2 separate regions of the Homo sapiens genome follow, and region 1 is linked to region 2. The links are chromatin contacts, found by Hi-C or POLR2A ChIA-PET in ENCODE. All regions are on one chromosome and are shown on one strand. The core of a region is the stretch at or near the end of the contact, and the rest is flanking DNA. Distances in the headings are between cores, read along the strand shown.

The links. A loop is a pair of places that touch in the nucleus more often than their neighbours do. ChIA-PET counts read pairs that join two places held with the same protein, here RNA polymerase II (POLR2A). Pooled maps may share reads with other maps.
Region 1: a pooled map shows a loop between it and region 2 (6-fold over the local background). The contact joins the promoter of CYB5R3 here to the promoter of L3MBTL2 in region 2. A Hi-C loop is called at or near these places in 1 of 50 pooled maps. POLR2A ChIA-PET finds 5 or more read pairs at or near these places in 2 of 52 experiments (CD8-positive, alpha-beta memory T cell and WTC11).

Annotation. Positions count from the first base shown.
Region 1 is chr22:42,647,429-42,650,921 of GRCh38, forward strand. CYB5R3 (cytochrome b5 reductase 3) reads right to left here and starts at 1,964. Exons shown (of 9, transcript NM_000398.7): 1 at 1,867-1,964. The coding sequence starts at 1,887. RefSeq lists silencers at 1,475-1,824, 1,845-2,034, 2,345-2,444 and an enhancer at 2,139-2,952.
Region 2 is chr22:41,204,051-41,207,475 of GRCh38, forward strand. It overlaps L3MBTL2 (L3MBTL histone methyl-lysine binding protein 2), which reads left to right and starts at 1,262. Exons shown (of 17, transcript NM_031488.5): 1 at 1,262-1,336. The coding sequence starts at 1,313. RefSeq lists an enhancer at 2,106-2,606.

The DNA of each region.
Region 1 (3,493 bases), core at 714-3,213, 1.4 Mb after region 2:
AGCAAGACATTGTCTCCATTAAAAATACAAAAAATTAGGCCAGGCACAGTGGCTCACTCCTGTAATCCCAGCACTTTGGGAGGCTGAGGCAGGTGGATCATCTGAGGTCAGGAGTTCGGGACCAGCTTGGCCAAGATGGCGAAGCCCAGGTGTGATGGCGAGTGCCTGTAATCCCAGCTACTTGGGAGGCTGAGGCAGGAGAATTGCTGGAGCCCAGGAAGTGGAGGTTGCAGTGAGCTGAGATCATGCCACTGCACTCCAACCTGGGTGACAGAGAGAGACTCCATCTCAAAAAAAAAAAACTTAGCCAGGCATATTGGCACGTGCCTGTACTCAGGACACTGAGGTAGAAGGATCACTTGTGCCCAAGAGGTTGAGGCTGCAGTGAGCTATGATCGCGCCACTGCACTACTGTCTGGGTGAGAGACTCTTCTCAAAAAAGAAAAAAGAAAAAAGAAATGTATGGAGCAGCCAGGTGCAGGGGACGTGGCCATAAATCCAACCACCAGCTGGAAGGTATGGAACACCACCAAAAACAGCAGGGAAGGGTTGGGTGGAGACCAGGGGAAGCTTTAGAGACACAGGCAGGACATTTCAACAATAAAGGAGGCAGATGCTTTCTGGGGAAAAATGGGCCGGGTGTTGCATGGAGGTTGGGGTGATGCCCACAGGTTCACCCTGGCCAAGGTTGCCTGGGGTCTGAACATCCCGAAGTTCTGGGTTGGGCCACACTTTCCTTAGCAACCACCCAAGCCAAGAGGCCTTTTGCCTGGATCCCCAAGGAGGAGACTCCAGGTCCTCCCCAAGGAGGGAGGACCCAGGTGCCCTCCAAGTGGCAGATGCCAGGCATAGAGGTAGAGGTGGAGGTGGAGGAGCACTGGGCTGATTCCTCCTGTGCCAGCCTCCCCACGCCTAGCGGGTCACAGTTGACAGGAGAGCTGCCCTCTGCAGCCGCAGCCTCCACATGTCCACACAGACTCAAGCCTCCAGCCTCACCATGGTCAACTTTTGAGAAACTGGGGAGAGGAGGTGGCCTGGGGGGAAGGGAAGGTGGCTCTAGGCCAGCCCAGGAGTGACAGCAGCAGAGTGGACTTTGAAACCCCATGGAGCAGGCTCCTTCCGGCGGCAGCGTTGTGGGACGGTGGCCAAGACTAGTTTGCATTTCCCCATCTGTGAAATGGGGCAAACAGCACTGACACCGCAAAGTGTGAGGTCCCCAGCACAGCTTGCAGGGTCAGTGGGAGCCTGGCCTTGATGGGAGCCTGGCCCACTGAGCATTGGGAGGATGCCCCCGTGTCATCCGGGTTCTGTTCCTTGTTGCTAAACGTGCAAAACCCTCTGACATAGTGACATCGCACACACACACACGTTCAGTCGCAGTCAGTGACATCGCCCATTCACATACTCCCGTACACACACACACACCCCATCACACGTTTCCATGCCCGCCCTTCACACCCACGGTCACACTCACACACACATTCACTCTCAAGCCATTCACACGCTCGCTCACACACTCACACTCAGCGGCACACACGCTCACAACCACGGGTCCCTCCAGCAGCCAAGGCCCCACGGCGGCCAGGGCAGGGCCCAGGTGCCCCCGGGTGCTGGGCTCTGGCGCGCCCCCCGGGCAGGAGGGCTGGGTCCCCGCTGCAGACTGCCAGGGCGTAAGTAGCGGTCACCACGTAGCTCGCCCAGGCCCTTGTGGGGTGGGGTGGGGCGCGGCGGGCTGGGCGGGCGAAGTGGGTGCGGCCGGGTGCGGCCCGGGTCCCGCGTCACCTCCCGCAGGCCAGCCCGCCCCCTCGCCGCCGGGTCCCAGTCCCTCGCGACGCCCCGCGGCCCCGGCGCCCCCTCCCCGCCTACCGTGCTGAGCTGGGCCCCCATGGTGGCCCCGCGCCGCGCTCGCTCTGTCGCCGCCGCCGCCGCCGCCGAGACCGTCGCGCCCGGGCCCGCGTCACTCCGGAGCAGGGGCGGGGCCGAGGGGCCAGGCGGGCGCGCGGGGCGGGGCGGGCGCGGGGGCGGGGACCGGGTCGCTCCGCCTGCTTCTGCCGGGGATGGAGACTGGGAACTGGGGATGCGGCCCTCTGCGCTCCGAGCTCTCCCGCCGCTGTGCTGCCCCGCGCGGGACGGTGGCCTCTCTGGGCCTCGTTCGCCGCCATAAAGGAAGCAAGATGGCGCCCCCCGGATGGGAGCGAGAATAAGAGGCGGAATCTTCCCCCGGCCTCCGAGACTGCAGGGGCCGGTCCTGCCTGGCCTGGCCTGGGCCTGTGCCTGCAGCTGCTCAGCGCGGCCCTTCCCCGGGCCTTTGAATTTGTAGTTCCCTGGGCAGCACTGTTCCCAGCTGCCTCGGGCCGGGTTAAATGCTGCGGTCTCAGCACGGCCCGCCCGGAGCCTCCTCGCCGGCGGCGCCTCCGCTCCCCACGCCATTGTCCCACTGTGGAGTGATCTTTGTCCCACTTAGCTGAAGGCCTCCTGCGTGTTTCCCCCACTCCCACCCCATCCCAGTGGACTGTGCGCTCCCGGAGGGCAAGGCCCTATCTGGTTTGAAGTCCCGTACATCCCCAGAGCCTAGCCACACAGAGCCTAGCATATAGTAGGTGCTCAATAAATACCTTTTTTTTTTTTTTTTTTTTTGGTAAAGCAGGGTCTCACTCTTGCCCAGACTGGAATGCAGGAGCCTGATCACAGCTCACTTTAGCCTCAACCTCCCAGGCTCAAGTGTTCCTCCTGCCTCAACCTCCTGAGTAGCTGGGCACATGCCACCACGTCCGGCTAATTGTTTTTTTTTTTGAGACGCAGTTTCGCTCTTGTTGCCCAGGCTGGTATGCATTGACGCGATCTCGGCTCACCGCAAACTCCGCCTCCAGGGTTCAACAGATCCTCCTGCCTCAGCCTCCCGAAATTACAGGCATGTGCCACCACATCTGGCTAACCAGCTAATCTTTTTTTTTTTTTTTTTTTTTTTTTTTTTGAGACAGAGTCTCGCCCTGTCCCCCAGGCTGGAATGCAGTGGCGCCATTTCGGCTCAATGCAAGCTCCGCCTCCAGGGTTCACGCCATTCTCAGCCTCCCGAGTAGCTGGCACTACAGGCACCCCACCGCGCCCGGCTAATTTTTTGTATTTTCAGTAGGGACGGGGTTTCACCGTGTTAGCGAGGATGGTCTCGATCTCCTGACCTCGTGATCCGCCCGCCTCGGCCTCCCAAAGTGCTGGGATTACAGGCGTGAGCCACCGCGCCCGGCCTAATTTTGTATTTTTAGTAGAGACGGTGTTTCAACATGTTGGTGAGGCTGGTCTCGAACTTCCGACCTCAGGTGATCCACCTGCCTCGGCTTCCCAAAGTGCCGGGATTACAGGTGGGAACTACCGCGCCCGGCCATTTTTGCATTTTTTTGTAGAGACGGGTTTCACTATGTTGCCCAGGCTGGTCCGGAACTCCTGGGTTCAAGCCATCCTCCCACCTTGGCCTCCCAAAGTGCTGGGATTATAA
Region 2 (3,425 bases), core at 12-2,511:
TGAAGGAAAGAAAGACCTCTAGGAAGAGTTTGACATCTCCACGGCGGACTTCAAATTTAGGCATATATTTTATATGTATTCAGCCTCCACATATTGCATTTAGAGTCTCAATTAATTCACTGGGACACGGCATGGCATAGGGAAGGAATCTGTACTAAATTTGGAATCCCAATCCTGTGTGATCTTGGAAAGTGCCTAAACCTGAAGTGGTGAAGAGCCACCACTTCCTCTTCTTTCAAACGGTGATAGGATGTCTAAGGGTTTGAAAAGATGTTTGCAAAGCTCCACAACAGCACCTAGAACTCAGGGTGTCTAAGGAGGTTGTGGGAAACCCTAACGGGATGAGGCAGAGAGCCTCAGATTCGAGGTTTTTACCCAGGAGAGAGTGGTGAAGGAGGAATGTTGTAAGATTTTGAGCAGGCTGGACATTTACAGTATTGAGAAAAAGAATATTCCAGTTTCAGCCGGGCGCGGTGGTTCACGCCTGTAATCCCAGCACTTTGGGAGGCCGAGGCGGGTGGATCCCGAGGTCAGGAGTTCAAGACCAGCCTGGTGAAACCCCGTCTCTACTAAAAAATACAAAAATTAGCCGGGCTTGGTGGTGGGCGCCTGTAGTCCCAGTTACTTGGGAGGCTGAGGCAGGAGAATCGCTTGAACCTGGCAGGCGTAGGTTGCAGTGAACCGAGATCGCGCCACGGCACTCCAGCCTGGGCGACAGGGCAAGACTTCGTCTCAAGAAAACACACACACACACACACACACACACACACACACACACACACACACACACAGAGTATTCCAGTTTCTTCCTTTTTTTTTTCTTTTTAATCTGGAGTAGTCCAGTTTCTGCCTGAGTTGGAAATGAGTCCCTCTGCTATGCATCCCAGCAAAAGGGCACCTTAAATATCTAACCCGGGAGAGTACGAGGTTATTCCTGGAGTCTGGAACAGTGACTATCATAGGTGCTCAATAACCGTTTAGGGAAGAATAACATCCAGTGAAGTCAAGAGGTTGGCGTAATTGGAACACTCGGCGTGAGGCGCACCAGGTTTCCAGCGCCCCTGGTTTCCACGTCGCTATGGTAACGACTCACCCTGCACACATGCGAACTACAATTCCCATAACCGCCCGCGGCTTCCCCGCCCACAGGGAGAGAATGGCGGGAGCAGGCACGGAACCGGCTTTTCCTCCTTCCTGCAGCGTGATTGGCCCGCGGCTCAGGGAGGCGACCAATGAGTGCTCTCGCGGAGAGCGACGGGGCAGGCCAATATGGCTTCCTGCACCTGGTGACGCTTGGCGAAACTGAGGTCTCATGGAGAAGCCCCGGAGTATTGAGGTGAGAAGGCGAGGACTTAGCGTGACTGGGAAAGGGAACTCCGAGAGCCTCGCTCCGTGGGCCCTTCTTTAGGGCTTTTAGCGACGCCTGGAGGGTGGAGGGTGGGAGGATGGATAAACTGAGGTAGTTAAACTGAGCCAGGGGCAGAGGCAATTGACGTTACTTTTTGCCCCTCTCCTGCTGGGGCCAACGTTCGGCGAGGAGTTCAGGGAGGAACAGCCGTCCCTGGCCTGGGGGAAAGGGAACTAGGTTTAGGATCTGAGAGCTCCTGAATCTTCCTTATCCTGCTTGTCTCGTGGCTGTGTTGTTTAGGGCTTGTGAGGCCTGTTACATGAGGTGGGAAGTGAAGGGAGATTAAAGTTGGGTGAACATCACTCCTTGTCTGTAACGTTCACGTGCATTATCTTCCAGTACACTCACAGCAATCATGTATTATTCTTTCGTCTTTGTCGTTCAAGCCACTGAGGCTTAGAGGTGGTGCGACACCCCAGGAAGTTACCCCGGCTGGAAAGTGAAGGAGATTGGCACTAAGTCTGTCCGCCTCTGAAACTTTGCCTGTTATGCTTTTCACACTGTACTGCAACCTGGAACCCACTCATCCTTTTTTTTTTTTCTTTCAGACGGAGTCTTGCTCTGTCACCTAGGCTGGAGTGCAGTGGCGCGATCTCGGCTCACTGCAACCTCCGTCTCCCGGGTTCAAGCAATTCTGTCTCCATCTCCCATGTTCCTGGGATTACAGGCATGTGTCACCACACCCGGCTAATTTTTGTATTTTTAGTAGAGACGAGGTTTTGCCATGTTGGTCGGATTGGTCTCGAACTCCTGACCTCAGGTGATCTGTCTGCTTCACCTCGGCCTCCCAAAGTGCTGGGATTACAGGCATGAGCCACTGCACCCCGCCTCATCCTTTAATCATTTGGTTTCTGGGCACCTTATATTTAAGAGACGGGGTGTTCCTATGTTGCCCTGGCTGGAATGCAGTGGTTACTCACAGGCGTGATGACAACGCACTGCAGCCTCTAACTCTTGGGCTCAAGCAATCCTTACACCTCAGCCTCCTAAGTAGCTGGGACTATAGGTGGTCTCTGTCACCCTGCCTGACAAGGGTACCTATATTTGAATTGTTTCCTTGCTGGGTGCGGTGGCTCACGCCTGTAATCCCAGCACTTTGGGAGGCCGAGGCGGGCAGATCACGAGGTCAGGAGATCGAGACCATCCTGGCTAACATGGTGAAACCCCATCTCTACTAAAAATACAAAAAAATTAGCCGGGCGTGGTGGCAGGCACCTGTAGTCCCAGCTACTCGGGAGGCTGAGGCGGGAGAATGGCGTGAACGTGGGAGGCGGAGCTTGCAGTGAGCCGAGATCGGGCCACTGCACCACTGCACTCCAGCCTGGACGACAGAGCGAGACTGTGTCTCAAAAAAAAAAAAAAATTGCTTCCTTTCTAGCATATTTGCATGTGTAGTTGCAAATATAAGGTGGAATAGCTCAAACTTTCTGCAAGGGTAAACGAGAATAATCATGTGGAGAATAAGAATAGCAAGTCACACTTTTAGAGCTGTTACTGACTGCTGGAAATAGAACTAGGTTTTACATATCTTATCTCAATCTTCGTAAGAATTCTCTAAAGAAAGCTTATTACCTCTCTTGTAATGATGACAGCAGCAAGATAAAATACGCACAAAATCACACAGTTAATAAATGTTAGAGCCAGGATTCAAACTCAGGCAAATCAGAGCCTATGCTTTCAACCAGTAAAAATTGGCAACCTTTATTGAGCACTTACTATATGCAAGTCACTATTCTGAGAGCTTTGCCTGTATCGTCTCTTACTTCTCCCCCAAATCCTTTTTTTTTTTTTTTTTTTTTTTTTGAAACAGGGTTGCTCTCTGTCACCCAGGCTGGAGTGCAGTGGTGCAGTCATAGCTAACTGCAGCCTTGACCTCCCTGGCTCAAGAGTTCCTCCCACCTCAGCCTCCCTAACCAAAACACCCAGCTAATTTTTTCCATTTTTTATAGAGACAGGGTTTCCCTATGTTGCCCAGTCTGGTCTTGAACTCCTAGGCTCAAGCAATCCTCCTGTCTCG